6 separate regions of the Homo sapiens genome follow, and all the other regions are linked to region 3. The links are chromatin contacts, found by Hi-C or POLR2A ChIA-PET in ENCODE. All regions are on one chromosome and are shown on one strand. Each heading gives the region's core, a stretch centred on a gene start or an enhancer-like site at or near the end of the contact. The rest is flanking DNA. Distances are from core to core; before and after follow the strand shown.

Region 1 (2,700 bases), core at 157-2,656, 950 kb after region 3:
CTTATCCAATTACATTCTTGAGTATAGGGAACAGGTGCACAATACCTATTCATTAAAATTAGATTAGTGGGATTTCCTTTAAAAGGTAGTGATGATGGCAGAACAGCTCTAGTTTGAGAAAAAACGAAAATAGGCAATTCTCTCATTTGTTCAACAAACATGGCTGCGCCGTCCAATATGAAAAGATTATAACTGTAAGTGAACCCTACTGTACCCTAGGGATCTCACCACTTGGGGAAAGAGATATGTAAATATATGCGATTAAATAGTGTGACTAAGAAGCATAAAATAAGTATGCACAAAGAAGAAAGGAAAAAACTATTGAGTAGTGGGTAGTGTTTCAAAGTAGTGGACATACAAGTATGAGCCGGGTTCATGGGGTTTCTTAAATGCCAAAGGAACTTGTAATTATTCTAAATGACAACGTGCACAATTTACATTAATGTATTCTTCATTCTGGCCAGGGGTGGTGGCTCACACCTGTAATCCCAAAACTTTGGGAGGCTGAGGTGGGAAGATTGCTTGAGCCAGGAGTTTGAGACCAGCCTGGCTAACATGGTGAAACCCTGTTTCTATTAAAAATACGAAAATTAGCCAGGTGTGGTGGCGCTGGCCTGTAATCCCAGCTACTAGGGAGGTTGAGGCAGGAAAATCGTTTGAACTCGGGAGGTGGAGGCTGCAGTGGGCCGAGATCTCACCACTGCACTCCAGTCTGGGCGACAGAGCGAGACTCCGTCTCAAAAAAAAAGAAAAAAAAAAGATAACTTTTTAAGGAAGGTTAATGCAGTTTGGGCCAGGGGCTCTACTTATTAGTTGCAGGGCTAACACAGACCCGGGAGAACTAGAACGGGATACAGGTGAGAGTTAACCGGTGGTGTGTGATGTGATGAAAACTAGGCAATGGGAAGGAGATCAACCTTTACCCGTCAGTCTTCTAATCTCAGCAAATCACTTCCATGAGTTGGTGTAGAAGGTGTCAGGGCTGACTAGGGTCCCTGCTGTGAGTGTGGGCACAACTCCAGGCACTTCCCCATCTCCCAGCCGGCCCAGCGAGGTGCCTGGAGAGCCCAGGCCAGATGTTCTGGCCAGGGCTGACGTCACGTTTGCATGACGTCACCAGCGCTGACGAACCACACAGAGAGGGGCCTGTCAGCTCACCTCAGAGCGCAGGCAACTTCTTAGAGCGGGGAACTGGCCGCCTCCTATTCTACCTTGACGGTCCGAATAGTCAGAGCTACAGGAGCCGAAGCGCCGAAGGAGCTCAGCAACCGCTACCTCCCTCTTTCCTTGGCCCTTATCCGCGTCTTCTCTAAGGCCCAGGAGCGGTCCCGGCAGCGGCGCGCTCACGAGTCCGCCGGTGGAGGCGGTCACGCGCACGCACGCTTGTGCGCAAGCCCGTTCCCTCAGAACCCGGAAGTGCGAGGCCGAGGAGAGCCACGTGGGTCGAGCTGGGGCGCAGCTCGCATGGGGGAGTCTATCCCGCTGGCCGCCCCGGTCCCGGTGGAACAGGCGGTGCTGGAGACGTTCTTCTCTCACCTGGGTATCTTCTCTTACGACAAGGCTAAGGACAATGTGGAGAAGGAACGAGAGGCCAACAAGAGCGCGGGGGGCAGCTGGCTGTCGCTGCTGGCGGCCTTGGCGCACCTGGCCGCGGCCGAGAAGGTCTATCACAGCCTCACCTACCTGGGGCAGAAACTAGGTACCTCCGCCCCGCCCCCCGAGCCCCTTGAGGAGGAAGTAAAGGGGGTATATTCCCCAGTCGGCAGTGGCTTGGGTTTCCCGTCTCTGTGTCACTTCTAGTCGCAGGCTCGACTCGGCATTCCCAGATCTCCTCCCACCGTTCCTTTCCTTCCCTGGGCTTCCACAAGCCCCGCCCACCGGCCTGCGCTGCTGATAGATTGGCGAACTGGGTAGATGCTCTTTGCAGGGCTGTGACCCAAACCGAAGGGTTTGCCCTTTTGCCTCGTGCATGGATTGATGCCATAAATGAGAAGTTAACCAAACTATGTCTTCATTGTTTTAATTAGTGACGCTGCAGCCAGAAGAGCAAAACTTTGCAAAACAACCTAGTTCTATTACTGAACACTGTTGTGTGGCCTCTTAAGGTTAAGGCCCGAGAGTCACATTTAGAGTCCTACCCCGTCTTCATAGTCCCCCAATACATATTTAATGACTAAAGTAATAAATGAATATTGGGCAGGAAAGGCAAGAAATATGCCTAACACTAGCAAGAAGAGACTTAAGGGGAAAATGGTAAACACTCTTAGCACTTCATGTACATCTTGCCTCTGAAATAAGATTCAAGAGCTGATTCAACTGATTTTTACTAGTAGAAGCAATAAGTATAAGTAGATGAGAAGGAAATAATAGATGTAAAAGGCATGGAATATGCATACAAAATAATATTACTGCTTAATTATGACAAATAAATATATTTGAATCCTAGGGGTTTCAGAGTCAGTACTTTGACCTGTTTTAGACTCTTCAATTTTCAGAAGCGTGAGGTCTGATGTGAATGAAGGACACGTATATAAAATACAGAGAATAGAAATGTAAAATTGGTGTAGATTTCATTTTGATCCACCCCCCCCCGTTCCCTAACCAGCCCCCTACTTTCCTTATATTGCCTGAAGGTGACCATGTACATCTTATTGAGCTTTCAGTAAACACTCAAGAGACAGGGCTTCCTGAGTTCGTAAT
Region 2 (2,700 bases), core at 144-2,643, 570 kb before region 3:
GCTTTGCAGGAACGCTGAGAGAAAAGGAAAAGCCGGCCAAATCTTCCAGGCAGAAGTAGTTCTGATCCGAGGATTAGAGCCTGTCAATTAGGGGTGTCCGAATGGGAAGGAGGAAAGGAGGCGAAGGAAATATGGCTTAAGCTCCAGGGGAGACTCATTTTCTTTAGGAGAGAGGGTCAGGCACCAGGACTAGCGCGTTCCCATTCTCCTCCGAAAGGAGTCCATCCTTATCCGGATTTCCCTTGCCATGAAAATGAGGCCCCCCTCCCGCCGGCGCGTGCTCGCTGGGCTGGTAGAAGCTCCCGGGTGGCCCGCGCGTGGCCCGGCCGCGGCGGGGGTGGCCCCGCGGTCAGCTCTGGAGTCCGCCGCCGCCGCACTAAGGACGGAGCCGGCCCCAGACGCGCCCTGGCCCGGCCTCCCCCCGCCGGGGAGCGCCCCCGGCCCACATCCAGGCTGCGTCGGGGTTTGGCAGGCCCGGCCGGAGGAGGCGCCTTTGAAGTCTCGGCTGGCCGACCGGGAGGGAGATGGATGACCGGGCAGGGGCAGGGACGCTGGGGCCCCGCCTGGTTCCCACGATCAGGCCAGCGCAAGGGGCCACCGTGCGGCGCGGGCGGGCTCCGGGGCAGAAGGGGACGAGCGTGCGCCGGCGCGACCGAGGGAGAACTGGCGGCCGCTCAACACGAAACTGGAGTGGGTGTGAGACAGGAGATGGTGGGAGTCAGAGAACAGTGTGTGTGCGACAGGGGGTGTGACAGAAGACGCAGTGTGAGTGTGAGGGGGCCGGGATGCGTGCGTGCGCCCTGCGTTAAGTGCGCGGGGGTAAAGAAGACACGGGCTGCGCGTGGGGTGGGGGTGTTGGCGGGGCGCGCGCCACAGCGACGTGGAGAGGTCTAAGCCCGGGCCGTCTGCGTGGGGTGCTGGGGTCTCTAACCCCGAGCGTGGGCGAGGGGTGGGGGCTGCTCGCCGGAACCAGCCGGGAGCACCTAACGCCCAGTCCCGCGCAGCGCCCGTCCCGGCAGCTCCGGCGGGTCTGTGGAAGGAGACTCGCGGCGGGAAGGAGATACAACTTAACTTTAGAGCGCGGCGAGAGCTATTAACTTGTCACGGGCATCCGCTCATTCTTTATTTAAAAAAAAGTCACGAGCCCAGAAACCCCCCCAAAGGAGGGAGCGCGCGGGGAGCTGCAGCCACCCCCACAGCGCTAGGGAGATTGGGGTGTGCGCCCCCGCCGCCCGGCCCCGCCCCGCCCCTGCCCTCCCCTCCCCTCCTCTCCTCTCCACTCCTCTCCCCTCCCCTCCCCTCCTCTCCTCTCCTCTCCTCTCTCCGCAGTTCCCCGCACCGCCTGGCCACGCCCCGCCGCCCGGCCACGCCCCCCCAGACTGCATGGCGTCGGCCCGTGAGCCAATGGGAAGCTCCCGGGCTCCGGCCGCCGCGGCAGGTCGCGGCAGGAAGCGGTGGGCTAGCGGTGGCCCCCAGCAAGATCGATCACCTTTCCCCCTCCGCAGCTGGGCCAGAGACCCCGAGGGGAACCGGGCCATGTTCTTCTCGCCCTGCCCTGGGCTTGGAGAAGGCTAAGGCCGGTGGTCCCGGACACCCAGGAGGTTTGCTTCTTAGCCTCTTCTCCAGACTTGCAGACACGGATAATAACTCGCCCGGTTTGAGGCCCAGAGAGAGGCTCATTAACTAGAGATTATACAATAAAGGCTCTCCTGGAGAGGAAGGTCGCCTTCCCCCTTCACCCCAAATTATTTCCGATGGGGTCATTGCATACATCTACAGGCCACATCTGTTCAAAAGGACCTATTAAAATATTTGTTGACCTAGAAGTGAGAGAAGGGAGAGGACTGGGAATGTTGGGGCTCCGGGCGCGGGCGGTGGGGCAGCCGGATGTGGTGAGCGCTGGCGCTTAAAATGCGCCCAGTGGGAGGATATGAAGGGGATGTTAAAAGTCACGCAGGTCGCCTCCTCCCCCATATTGTGTTTGAATGTTCTCCATGTTCAAGGTGGAACCTCAGGCTGCAAGGTGTTTGCTACTCTTAAACTGAGTGGTGAAGAGCCAAGATTTGAAATGGAGGAGATATTTCACAGAACGATTTTGAACTGCAGAAAGAAAAAGGTGGAGCCAGTGGTGGAAGTACAGAAAACAGATGATAAAGGATAGTTGCAAAAATGTCATCAGCATTCTTCAAACCCAACAGGCATTTCTAGAGACCTCTGCTCTCTCTTCTCTGAGTCAAAACTCAAATCTGGGCCCTTAGAGAGCTGCAAGTAAAGGTGCTTGGTTTGTGCTATGGTGAAGCCCCACAGGCTGCAAGGTTTGCTGCCTTGTTGGTGGAGGGCAGGCCCCCTCTTTTAGGTCTTTTTTTCTTTTAATTTCAAATTTGAGCTGGAAGACGGTTTATATATCCTCTTTCTTCTCACTCACCTACATCTACGTTCTGAAAATGGGAACATCGGCTACACAACAGAAGCTGCCTTGCTCCTCTTGATGAGGCGCAGTGTTTACTTGTCACTATTTTATTTTATTGGCAACTTAAAACCTCTGCCCTTGAAGGCAGTTGCTCATCCTGGAGTTTCTTTCAGAACATCTTTTTCTTTCTTTCTTTTTTTTTTTTTTTGAGACGCAGTCTCGCTGTGTCACCCAGGCCGGAGTGCAGTGGTGCGATCTCGGCTCACTGCAAGCTCCGCCTCCCAGGTTCA
Region 3 (2,700 bases), core at 172-2,671:
ACTGAAACTCCCTGTTGGGGACACCTCCTCCCGTTTAAATTGCTGGAGAAGTTCCTCTTCGGGTTCGGAAAGCTTCGGTTTGTTGTATGTGTTTTTCAGGTAGGTATGATTGGAGCCCGTATGATTGGCGTGATTGATCCTGAGTGAACTAGAGGCGGCCACCGCCGCACTGGGAGGGAGACTGTTAGAATAAATCCTGGGGGAGTCCACACTGAAGGCCCCACCGCCAATATGATTATTGGTTTTCAGAAGGGAGCCTGTTGACGAATCCAAGGTTGAGTCCATGTCAGTAAGTGGCGGGGGCAGGAGAGGGGTCAGTTTCTTAGCGTTAACACGGTATCTAGGAACGGGGCTGGAGTCCACTTGATCACACCCTCCTCCCTGCTCCGCGGCCGCCGCCTCTTCGAGGTTTCGGCTCCTGTCTAGACTCCCGGCAGCCGCCGCCCTGTCATTCATCGCGAGTCCTCCCCCTCCCTGAACTGAAGTCTCCAGCCTGCCGCCGGCCGATTTAGCAGTCAGCGGGGGGAGAGGCTTACTATGGGTTCGTCTGGGCCGATGCCGGGAAAGGGAGTCGTCCTTTAATACCTGTCTGCTGGAGGCCACGTCGTCGTCGTCCTCTTCCTCTGAGTCCGAATAGTTTTCCCGGCAGCTGTAGGGGACAAGCCGGCTGCCATTCACGGTCCGGCTCGCCCAGAGCGGCTCCTCGGTCTCCGGGTCCCTCTCCTCACCGTCCTCTCCCTCCCCTTCCTCGTCCTCCACTGCTCCATCTTTCCCCGGCGGGGTCTGCAGCTCGGGGCCCGCCGGCCTCCTGGCCCCCCACCACGAGTGGGGCTTCCTTCGCTCTGCAGAGTTGCTGTTAGTCACCTCGCTGGCGGCCAGGGGCGCCGGCGGCGCTTTGAGCCCGCGGTACTGGAGCGAAGCCCGGTCTTTCCTCCCGCCGCCGCCGGCCTGGTCCCGGGGACTGGCCTCCACGTCCGACTCGTCCGAGCTGAAGCCCAGCAGCACTTTGCTGCCAGCCGCGGGGGCGGCGGAGGCGCCCCCGGGCCCTCCCAGGAGGCTCTCTGGGCCAGAGGCCGAGATTCGGCACAGGCCCCCAGGAGTCCGTAAGTAGGAGAGGTCGCCCGAGACCGGCCGGACCCCCATCCCCGCGGCCGCCGCCGCCGCTGGTCCCGCGGCTGCGACCGTGGCGGCTGCCGTGTTATTGTTATTACTGTTCCGCGTCTTGTTGCCGCGGCCCCCTGACCGGTGCTGTTGCTGCTCTTCCTCTCGAAGCTTCTTCAGCTTCTTGAGGTAGACCGGGCGGGTGCTCTCCGTCACTGGTCCGGGAGACAGGCCGTAACGGCGGAGCTGAGAGAAAAGCTCCTCATCCGAGAGCTGCTGAGGCGCCGAAGCTGCTGCCGCCGCCATTTTCTCTCCAGGGTGTTTTACAAGCTCCGCGCTACCGGAAGTGACGCGCCGCCCTAGACCCTGAACTAGACCGCGCTGCGTCGCCCTCCCAGCGCCGCGGGCATCTCGGCCAATGGGAGGCGCGGGAGGAGCTCACCTGAGCGGGAAAGAGCCACCTGAGCAGCGCGCGGCTCCCACGGCGGAGACTGTTTCTACTCTCTCACCTTGAGGTGTCGGCGCATTCTCCCCCTGCTCTCTATCTCATCTCCAGCTGTTCTCCGCCCTGCCCTTCCAAGTGCCGTTCCCGGGAGCTGTCTCTTACTAAACCACACCTTGACCTCACCTTCCTAGGTTCCTGCCACCGGGCAGTAATAACTGAAATCTACCTTGAAGTTTATGGCGTAAGTTTTCTTTACATCTGGATTCCCAATGCCGAGGGAGCCTAGACCTACTGAAAGAAATTCTGCTGGCCAGACTAGATTGGCAGCTTTCCCGTCTGACTTCAGGTTGTCTATTTTCAGTTCGTCTTTAGCTTGACCTACCAAAAAAAAAAAATTTTTAAGTGACTTTCTCTCGCTGCTCTTTTTGAGAAGCCTCACCTCTCTCATTCTGAGAAGATACGGAGTACACCAATCACAATACAATTTTCTTCTAGCGTAATGGCTGTTCATTCATTAGTTAATTGTAAGATATTATCTTTTTTTCCTTTTTTGAAACCTAATGACTTTACTACGTCAGCACTTGAAAGTGAAAGAGCTTGTCTGCTTCATTCTAAGACTCTCAGAGACATAACACATGATCCTATTTATTTCCTTCTTAGCACCTTTCCAACCAATAGTTATTTATCAGTTATTAATAAATATTTGTTTACTTTCAAAATTATTTATTGTCCTATCCTTTTGGACTATAATAAGCTCCATGTGTGGAGGAACCTTGCTTCTGTTACTCACAATACTAGTAGAAGCTCAATAAATATTTGTTGAATGAATTAAAGAATTGCAAAGAGAGGATAGTATGAGATGAATATTTTGAAATAAGACTAGTGCCAGGTGAGGTGGAGAAACCTTCACACAAAGTCAAAAAAACAAGGACAAGACCTGGAACCCCAACTCTGCCATTTACAGAATAGGAAATGAATCCCAGAGAGGTGAAATGTGCCCCATGTGGTGAAGATCTTGTCCCATTTTCCCATTTCCCCAAACCTTGGCAGACAGACAATTCTTTAGTACTTCAATCCTAGTAGCTACAAAATACTACAATAATTTTTTGTTGTTGAATGAGTTATTTTACCTATTACATTACCCTATACACCTG
Region 4 (2,700 bases), core at 96-2,595, 900 kb before region 3:
GCACCTGTACTCCCAGCTACTCAGAAGGCAGAGGCAGGAGAATCACTTGAACCAGGGAGGTGGAGGTTGCAGTAAGCCGAAATAGCGCCACTACACTCCTACACTCCAGCCTGGGTGACAGAGGGAGACTCTGTCTAAAATTTAAAAAAAAAAAAAGAATCTTATAGGATTTCTGGGTTAAACTTCTTTTTTAAAAATGCCAGAAGATATGCTAGCTGTTTTTTGAATGGAATGTTGTTGCACCTTGCACCTCATTTTTTTTTTTTTTTTTTTGAAATGGAGTCTCGCTCTGTTGCCCAGGCTGGAGTGCAGTGGCGCAATCTCCGCTCACTGCAAGCTCCGCCCCCCAGGTTCATGCCATTCTCCTGCCTCAGCCTCCCGAGTAGCTGGGACTACAGGCACCCGCCACCACACCCGGCTAATTTTTTTCTGTTTTTAGTAGAGACGGGTTTCACAGTGTTCACCGGGAAGGTCTCGATCTCCTGACCTCGTGATCCGCCCACCTCAGCCTCCCAAAGTGCTGGGATTACAGGCGTGAGCCACCATGCCTGGCCGCACCTCTATTTTTAAGCAGGACAAAATATCTTTGGAACAGCCAAATAAGTGAAGAGTGTTGAACTAATTGGAAGAAGATGAAACTTAATGGACTCCCCTCTGCTCACTTTTTTCTTATCCTTGGATTTGATTTTTGAATAATTTTATTTGGAGAATGATTTGGTGATACCCTGGAAGAGATTCGAGGGATTAACTGTAATGGCCAGTTGGTCGCAAGCCACGTAAGGAACCTCACATGATTCAGAGTGTGAACCATTCCTAAAACGGAAATTAGAACTGAAATTTTCACATGTAGACCTAGCGCTAATGGGAAATCAACATAGAAAAAGTTACGTTGCAACTGAAAACATTAGGCTTGGAAGCCAGACACATCACACTTTGATATCTTACAAGTTGAGTCACTTTAGCCAAACAAGTTTCCTCATCTTTACAACTAGGTGATAATGCCGTCCTCCCAGGGATGCTAATAGGCTGAAATAAGACAAACAGCTTGCAATAGACACATCCTGATATTCTTCTGTTATCATTGAGTGTGTTTGCAGGTTGAAGAACTCAGACAAGGAATGGATTTTTATATATTGGTCCCTCTCGCATTCAAATTTGTAGTTAGTAGATCAACAAAACATAGGCTTGATGAACCAACCCTTAAAACTATAGATACTGCCTTGTAATCTGTTCCTACACATTTATTTCTTATAACAGGGCTTAGGAAAATTTCTCTTTCAGTTTTAATGTTTCTCACTTGTTAAGTGAAGGTGTTCGCATAAGAGGAACTTCTAGGTTCCCACAACTCTCTAAGAGGAAGCTTATGCTGTTTTTGTTTCACTGTTGGTCCAACACAGGTCACAACTTTGGATTATTTTCCCTCCCAGTCCTGAACCCTCTTGGAAACACCCTTATTCTATGTCACCAGCCCCCATCCCTTATCTTGATAAAAAATTTGTTCAGATTGTATCTTTGGCCTGTCTATAATCTCAAAATAGGGGAGCCTCAAACACACATTCCTAGAATTTAGAGATAGCAATTTGTGAAATCATTAAAACTAGTCACAGTTTATGGCAAAAGTTTAAAAAACAAAACAAAACTTGTTGATTTCATTCACGTCTAAAAAATATTGTATTCATTTTTGTTTTAACCTCAGTGTTAGAAGTGAAATATGCAGACTGTGAAGCTGGTAAATGTTGGGGCATATATTTAAGGCAAAATACACTGTAGTCTCCTCAAAGCGCAGGAAAGAACAAAACTCTTATGCCCTGGATGTATGCACTGCACTGTTTGTAAAGGAAAACAGCTTCTCTCTGGGCCCAAGAGAAGCAAGAAGTGGAGGGACTGGAATCCCCCACAATGCAGTGATTTCCTCTTTTTCTATTCTTAGGCCACAGCAGTCTCTAAGGATATGCTAACATGTTCTTTCCTCACCAAACTCCCTGAGGAAAGGGTCCAGAGGAATGGCTCATATCAAGGGTCCTAGAACTTGGAATGAGGAAACCTAGAACTTGGAGCCAGACCTAGCAACTAGAGGGTAAATCCAGTTTCCCCAGTAACACCCCATCCCTCCCTGGGTGCAGTCCCTCAGCGATTAATCTAAGCTTCTGATACAGGTTATAGGGGCAAAGAGATAAAGGGCTAGAATTTCCAAGACTGGGTGGAGTTGAGGCTCAGAATTCTCAGCCTATTCCCCCCAGGGCGTACCATGCAGTTAGCCTGCCAGTGTGGGGGTGGTGGGCCGCAGGGAAAGTAGTGAGGGTGAGCTATGCCACTCACAGAAAGTCAAGTTGGTAACCAGTATGGGGTTACCTATGATATCGAGAAAGGGGCCCCCACTCCCACATCTTTTGCACCAGAGTCCCCCTCCCTGGTTAGCCTAGAAATGACCTGGACTCCAGCCTTCGGCTCTCTCATCTGCCTGGCACAGCCCTGCTACAGCAGCATCCTGAGGTGGAGGGCTCATCTCAGTAGCTCCCCCTTCAATAGCTAACTGCTTTTTGCTGAACAGTAATGCACTATCTCAGTTTGTTTTCTGTTCGTATTACAGAATACCTGAGGCTGGGTAATTTACAAATAAAAGAAATTTGTTCCTTACAATTCTAGAAGCTGAGCAGTCCAAGGTTGAGAGGCTGCATGTGGTCAGCTTCTGGCAAGGGC
Region 5 (2,700 bases), core at 63-2,562, 720 kb before region 3:
AACTTGTACCCTCAGGAAGAAAAAGAAAACCACTTTGAAGAAACAAAAATTATAACAAATGAGGTGGTTTGTTCTTTTCGCATGTATCCATTTGGCCTTGTTGAATTCTGGAGTACCCTGTCATGGCATATCTTGTCATGAAACTAAATGCCTTAGGTTTTAGCTGTGACCACACTGGGGTGAGGAGACAGTAGATGTTGCTATGAACAAAATGGGTCTTGCTGCAGCCCTTAAAGGTCCTCCTGTACTAACAGCAATTCGAGAGTTGAGCTGTAATTTCACCCTCCTTCATGCAGGACCTTGTCTCCCCTTCCACAGGAAATGGGGGCTGAGTCAGTGGGGCATGACTATAATAGGAGCCTGTGACCGGGGTGCAGTGTAGCCATCAGTATAAATCTGTCATAGACACACTCGCAGAGGAAGAGGGACTTCCATACACTGCCGTCTTTACACTTTTTGATGCAGATACAGATTTATGACACACGGGAAGCAGAGAGTCTTTGAGCCAGAGGGGCCCTGTGAATCAAGGCCATTTTGTAGGTTTCCGCCGCTTGAAAGAGCTACACATTTATAATTGTGCTTGAAGTCAGCCCCCTTCCAGCCCCAGGAGGCAGCATCATTTGGTTGAAATAAAACTGAGGACTTTTCTCAACAGCTGGCCAGCTCTAGTTTTAAGTTTTAACAACAGGATGAATGGATTGAGGACGGCTGAAGGCATCAAAAAGTGCTATGCCAGACTTTTAGGGACCGTTTTCCTGACGACCCCATTCCCATGGATCAGATTCTCTCGGAGATGACAAACTCTACTTTGAAGGGTCCCCTCGCTTTGGTCACCCAACACAGATGACTCTTTCACCAGGATACTTAAAAGCGATCCAACTGAGACCTTACAAAAATGTCTAACAAGTTTCAGGCAAAAAAAGAAAAGACAAAAAAGAGTCAGCTAGGAGTAAATGAAAAACCTGTCCAGAGTTGGTGTTAATTAATTAAAAACACAATTTCAAAGCATCCCTAATAGAAGACTTCCTCCGTGCAGCCAGTATCTGATTCAGGGAGTGACTCAAGCAATAAAATCACAGTTGGGACGACTCTCGTGGTGCTGGCAGGCCAAGTTCAATATTTTCCCTGTGAGGCATGCCTGTACTATAAAAAGAATGTGATGTTTGAAAATGAGTGTCTCTGCTCTGTGTGCTGGCATTAAAAGTCTCTCCTAGCCCTCCTGCCACATTTTGAGAGTACAGTATGAATCACAATCATGTGACGAGCACCTCCTTGCCAAATTCTTTCATGCTGCTACCACGGTATGTTCCCTCTTAGGTTTTTGCCAGCAGCCTCTGTCCTCCAGCCAAGACCATCAGAGTGAGTGTCGGCGCAGAGGCAGAGCACTCCGGTCCAGATTCACCAGCGAGAAGACAAGGCAGCGCATTATTGTACAAACTGTAATCTCTGAATTGACTAAGTGAGCAGGAAGGGACAAAAGTCAGCTGAGAGATGCAGCAAACAGGCTGCCAAGAGAGGATGAAACACACAGAAAAAGGGACTGACCTTTGGAGGGTAGCCTCCGTTGTGCTGGGCACGGGACTGGGCTCTTTAAACTCATGCTCTTATTTAATACTCCTGAGAAATGATCATTAATACTATGAGTGAGGAAACTGAGACCCACAGTTATTAGATAAGTCACTTGCTGCAGCCACGCAGCACAGGGCAGCAGAGTTGGGGCTGGAACCCAAGCTAGTGTCCTGTCTCTTCTCTCTCTATTCTACTGCTTCTGATTCTGCAGCTCAAACTTGGAGAAGCCAGGAAAACTGCTCTTCTCCCATCTTGGGCATTTTATTATTTACGCGACTCTTAACCAGCACTGTGCATCATGTCACTTTCAACAATGCATGTTGATGAAACATTTGTCAGCCAGATTAACAGCCGTAGGACCAATCTTCCACAGCCATGACCACAGAACGCACCCCCAAGCCTAACTGTCTTCCCTAAATGCTGCTCCAGTGTCACAATGGGAACTGGGAGAGTGTGTGGAGGAAAATATTATTGTAGTTCAACATCATGAATCACTACTGATGGAACCACTCAAAGTTTATCCCCTACTTACATCTGCATTTCCTTTGTGTTCATTTATTGCTGTGGTTAACTACAGATTTTGAGTCTCCTGTAAGCCTAGCACTGTCTGGCCCCTAAGAAACAGAAATGGATCATGAAATCAGAAAGCTCCCTGGAGTTATAATGCTTATTTATCCCAGTCTTCCTAAATGGTCTGGTAGGTACAAGGGTTTGGAATCAAAACAGGGTCAGAGCGGCTGAGTTTCTATACTTTACATTAAAAAGTCAACTGGTTCCAATGGATGAAAGAGGAGGTAAAGGAAGAAATGGAAGGCTCAATTCACATATACGAATATATTGAAGAAGTCGGCTGGGCGCTATGGCTCATGCCTATAATCCCAGCACTTTGGGAGGCCGAGGCAGGCAGATCACTTGAGGTCAGGAGTTCGAGATCAGCCTGGCCAACATGGTGACACAGTGAAACCCCGTCTCTACAAAAAATGCAAAAAAAGCCGGGCACGGTGATGCACACCAGGGATCCCAGCTACTCAGGAGGCTGAGGCAGGAGAATCGCTTGTACTGGGAGGCAGAGGTTGCAGTGAGCCAAGATCGCGCCCCTGCACTTCAGCCTGGGTGACAGAGTGAGACTCC
Region 6 (2,700 bases), core at 141-2,640, 860 kb before region 3:
AGAATTCAGATCCTCATGAATCAGCAGCCACCTCATAATGTGAATGCTCAAGAACAGAATGAGGAACAATGTTCTCCCAGGTCTGGTCTGAATTTGGGAGGGCTGACTTGCCTAATTTTAGAGGTGTTGTGCCCAAGAGGAATGGAGGCCGGGTTTCCTTGCTTCTTTACCAATCTACTTATCGGTTTCCTGTTCAACTCCCTTCCTTTGCTTAGTAGGTTTCTAGGTATTCTCATTTATTAATGTTAAAAATACCTTTTCAGATGAATTACTCATTTACACATCCAAATTAAGGTTTTCATTTCCCAGTTTTATCACAGCTGGCATAATGAACCATGTCAAGTTTTTAAACTATATTGTGACAACATTTAAACTCGTTATGCTTTGCCTGTGGATGTAATTAAGACAGTGTGTTTGGTATCAGTTTATTCTTAAAAAGCAAAGTAAAAGCAGATGAGGTGTATTTATAGACTCATCAGCCAATGAATGGATGAAAGAGAAAAAGAAATTAATGGGGAAATGTCAGCCAGAATAGAGGAGGGACCCACTGAGAAGTTCATTTCCAGACCAACTATTTGGAATTTAGTCCAAAGACAGCTGTCCCTTGATTTACAGTAGGGGAAAAAAATGACATTGTAAGACTATTGGGCCTCAAGTTAAGAAGCAGGCAAAGAGTAACATACTTCAAATAAACTTCTGCAGTTGGGATGGGGGCCCAAGCACAATGCTTACAGTCAGGACCCTATCTGGAGGTGCATGCCTTCCTACAAAGAGTGGGGCTTAGAAAAATCTGGGAAAGAAGGAAAATCTGTAGGAAACATAGAAGATTTGGAACTTGGTCCTGGCCACTTGAAAGCTGTTTTGATTTGAAGCCAAAGCCCCTAGGGAGTGGGGGGATAGCGGGGGTAGAGTGAAGGGGGAAGTAAAGAAAAGTGTAGAAGATAAAATTGTAGTATAAAACCCCAACCCAGGGAATTCAGTTTCGAGAACCAACAAAGAAGAAAAATGAATTGCAAAGCTTAAGGGATACAGATTCATTTCTTTGTGCTTTCTTGAGAGCTTGGGTAGTACATTTCTTTTATTGTAAAATGAAACACAAAAGTTTTCCGACATTCTGGGGCATGCGTCTAACATTAGACACAGGTGAGGCAGAATAAATCTGCATTGTCTTGAGTACATGTAAAAAGGCAGCATGAGGGGAGGAAATATGGTTGTTTTGGCATCCTGTTTTTAACCACCCATATTTCAGAGTCTGGGCGAAATGATTTGGGCACAAGCAAAGTCCTGTGGTCTGCAACACTTCAGCTAGGGTGAAGGGGGAGCAGAGGGGAAATGGCTTCACCAGTTCTCTTCCCCAAAACATCTAAAGGAATGTTCATTATGACTTTTAGAAGAAATTCCTTTGGATTTTCATGGGGGAGCAACCAAGAAGAGTTCTTCAGAAACTCAGATTTAAAAATTCCTTTTCTAGAGAATTAAAATATATTAATAACAGGTAAGTTTAATTCAGAAAAAAATATATTCTCTGGGAATTCATAAAGCAATATTTCTTTTGTTTGATATAGGTACTTGTCTCTAGATCCTAATGTACCTGCATTTCTGAGCCATAGTTTTCCTTCTCCATATATCCCTAACCTCTTTTTCTCCTTCCTCTTCCTCAGTGAATTTGACTCATGTAGTTTGTTGATGTGTGTGATTGTGGGCTCTTGGTTTAACTCTCTCTTTAGAGACGGAGAATAAGATAATATAGGAAAGGAAAAAGAAGAAAAGAAGGGAGGGAAGGAAGGAAAAGAGGAAGGGAGGAAAGAAGGGAAGAAAGAAAGGGAGGAGGGAGGGAAGAGATGGAGAGGAAGGAAGGGAGAAGGAAAGGAGAGGGGAAGGAAGGAAGAAAAAGGATCAAGACATAACAAATCCATTCGCTTCAATCATGTAATCAAACCATTCCTATTTCTGAACACTCCCTCAGCTGTGGCACATCTGGAGATACTGAGGAAATGAGTTTACAGAGCTTTGAGCTTTGTTTCTGCTGAGTTGGCTGTTCTGTTATATAGATAATGTGTGTGTGTGTATGTGTGTGTGTGTGTGTGTGTGTGTGTGTGTGATGTACATTTAATTCACAAAACAGTTACCTGACCATCCAGATCACTTTATAGTTTAGACTCAAGCTTCTCAAACTATCTGTGGCAAAGGACCAGTTTTTAAGTGTCCAATCAGCCACAAACTGGTGTTTTAATCAAATGTAACAAAAATGTATTTCTAGAAAAATTAAATTTAAAAACACCCCAAATCGTACAAAATGCAAGCCTCTCATATTTAATATCAGATTCAAAAGACAGGCCAGGCACAGTGGCTCACGCCTGTAATCCCAGCACTTTGGGAGGCCGAGGCAGGTGGATCACCTGAGGTCAGGAGTTCAAGACCAGCCTGACCAATATGGTGAAACCCCATCTCCAGTAAAAATACAAAAATTAGCCAGGCGTGAGGGTGTCTGCCTGTAGTCCCAGCTACTCAGAAGGCTGGGACAGGAGAATCACTTGAACCTGGGAGGCCGAGGTTGCAGTGGGCAGAGATCATGCCACTGTACTCTGGCCTGGGTGACAGAGCAAGACTGCATCTCAAAAAAAAAAAAAAAAAAAAAAAAGACAAAAAAATTTCATGTCAGATGACTAGAAAAGTTTCTAAGTGCTCACTCACAGTTTT

The links. Hi-C counts contacts between places; a loop is a spot of excess contacts on that map. ChIA-PET counts read pairs that join two places held with the same protein, here RNA polymerase II (POLR2A). Pooled maps may share reads with other maps.
Region 1: a map of B cell shows a loop between it and region 3 (11-fold over the local background). The contact joins the promoter of KICS2 here to the promoter of LEMD3 in region 3. A Hi-C loop is called at or near these places in 6 of 168 maps with a recorded cell type or tissue (B cell, CD4-positive, alpha-beta T cell, CD4-positive, alpha-beta memory T cell and 2 more), 1 of 37 single-sample maps with no recorded cell type and 12 of 50 pooled maps. POLR2A ChIA-PET finds 5 or more read pairs at or near these places in 1 of 52 experiments (CD4-positive, alpha-beta T cell).
Region 2: a map of naive thymus-derived CD4-positive, alpha-beta T cell shows a loop between it and region 3 (12-fold over the local background). The contact joins the enhancer-like site here to the promoter of LEMD3 in region 3. A Hi-C loop is called at or near these places in 1 of 168 maps with a recorded cell type or tissue (naive thymus-derived CD4-positive, alpha-beta T cell), 4 of 37 single-sample maps with no recorded cell type and 9 of 50 pooled maps. POLR2A ChIA-PET finds 5 or more read pairs at or near these places in 1 of 52 experiments (WTC11).
Region 4: a pooled map shows a loop between it and region 3 (2.9-fold over the local background). The contact joins the enhancer-like site here to the promoter of LEMD3 in region 3. A Hi-C loop is called at or near these places in 4 of 37 single-sample maps with no recorded cell type and 3 of 50 pooled maps. POLR2A ChIA-PET finds 5 or more read pairs at or near these places in 2 of 52 experiments (Caco-2 and T-cell).
Region 5: a pooled map shows a loop between it and region 3 (2.4-fold over the local background). The contact joins the enhancer-like site here to the promoter of LEMD3 in region 3. A Hi-C loop is called at or near these places in 2 of 50 pooled maps. POLR2A ChIA-PET finds 5 or more read pairs at or near these places in 2 of 52 experiments (AG04450 and endothelial cell of umbilical vein).
Region 6: a map of ascending aorta shows a loop between it and region 3 (2.7-fold over the local background). The contact joins the promoter of LINC02425 here to the promoter of LEMD3 in region 3. A Hi-C loop is called at or near these places in 1 of 168 maps with a recorded cell type or tissue (ascending aorta), 1 of 37 single-sample maps with no recorded cell type and 5 of 50 pooled maps. POLR2A ChIA-PET finds 5 or more read pairs at or near these places in 1 of 52 experiments (Caco-2).

What each region holds. Positions count from the first base shown.
Region 1 is chr12:64,221,002-64,223,701 of GRCh38, reverse strand. It overlaps KICS2 (KICSTOR subunit 2), which reads left to right and starts at 1,406. Exons shown (of 3, transcript NM_152440.5): 1 at 1,406-1,699. The coding sequence starts at 1,465. It overlaps LOC124902952 (a long non-coding RNA gene), which reads right to left and starts at 1,353. Exons shown (of 2, transcript XR_007063347.1): 1 at 1,159-1,353. RefSeq lists enhancers at 953-1,012, 1,093-1,282, 1,433-1,522, 1,004-1,598, 1,633-1,692 and 1 more.
Region 2 is chr12:65,740,189-65,742,888 of GRCh38, reverse strand. No RefSeq gene overlaps it. Among named protein-coding and RNA genes, the nearest start is that of HMGA2, 83 kb to the left of the region's middle. RefSeq lists enhancers at 376-876, 877-1,377 and a silencer at 1,327-1,376. Within about 2 kb of position 1,393, at least 6 of the 41 ENCODE cell types and tissues checked have a DNase peak (open chromatin) inside an H3K27ac peak, as active enhancers do.
Region 3 is chr12:65,168,304-65,171,003 of GRCh38, reverse strand. It overlaps LEMD3 (LEM domain containing 3), which reads right to left and starts at 1,421. Exons shown (of 13, transcript NM_014319.5): 1 at 1-1,421. The coding sequence starts at 1,407. It overlaps LOC124902953 (a long non-coding RNA gene), which reads left to right and starts at 1,588. Exons shown (of 2, transcript XR_007063349.1): 1 at 1,588-1,787. RefSeq lists enhancers at 264-343, 1,254-1,403, 1,086-1,658, 1,844-1,903 and silencers at 337-540, 924-1,133.
Region 4 is chr12:66,070,941-66,073,640 of GRCh38, reverse strand. No RefSeq gene overlaps it. Among named protein-coding and RNA genes, the nearest start is that of LINC02425, 41 kb to the right of the region's middle. Within about 2 kb of position 1,345, at least 2 of the 41 ENCODE cell types and tissues checked have a DNase peak (open chromatin) inside an H3K27ac peak, as active enhancers do.
Region 5 is chr12:65,890,748-65,893,447 of GRCh38, reverse strand. All of the region lies in intron 3 of HMGA2 (high mobility group AT-hook 2), which reads right to left. Among named protein-coding and RNA genes, the nearest start is that of HMGA2-AS1, 9.8 kb to the right of the region's middle. RefSeq lists enhancers at 1,125-1,419, 1,060-1,972. Within about 2 kb of position 1,312, at least 20 of the 41 ENCODE cell types and tissues checked have a DNase peak (open chromatin) inside an H3K27ac peak, as active enhancers do; they include endothelial cell of umbilical vein, where a contact is called at or near this core.
Region 6 is chr12:66,029,756-66,032,455 of GRCh38, reverse strand. LINC02425 (long intergenic non-protein coding RNA 2425) reads left to right here and starts at 1,390. Exons shown (of 3, transcript NR_146530.1): 1 at 1,390-1,495.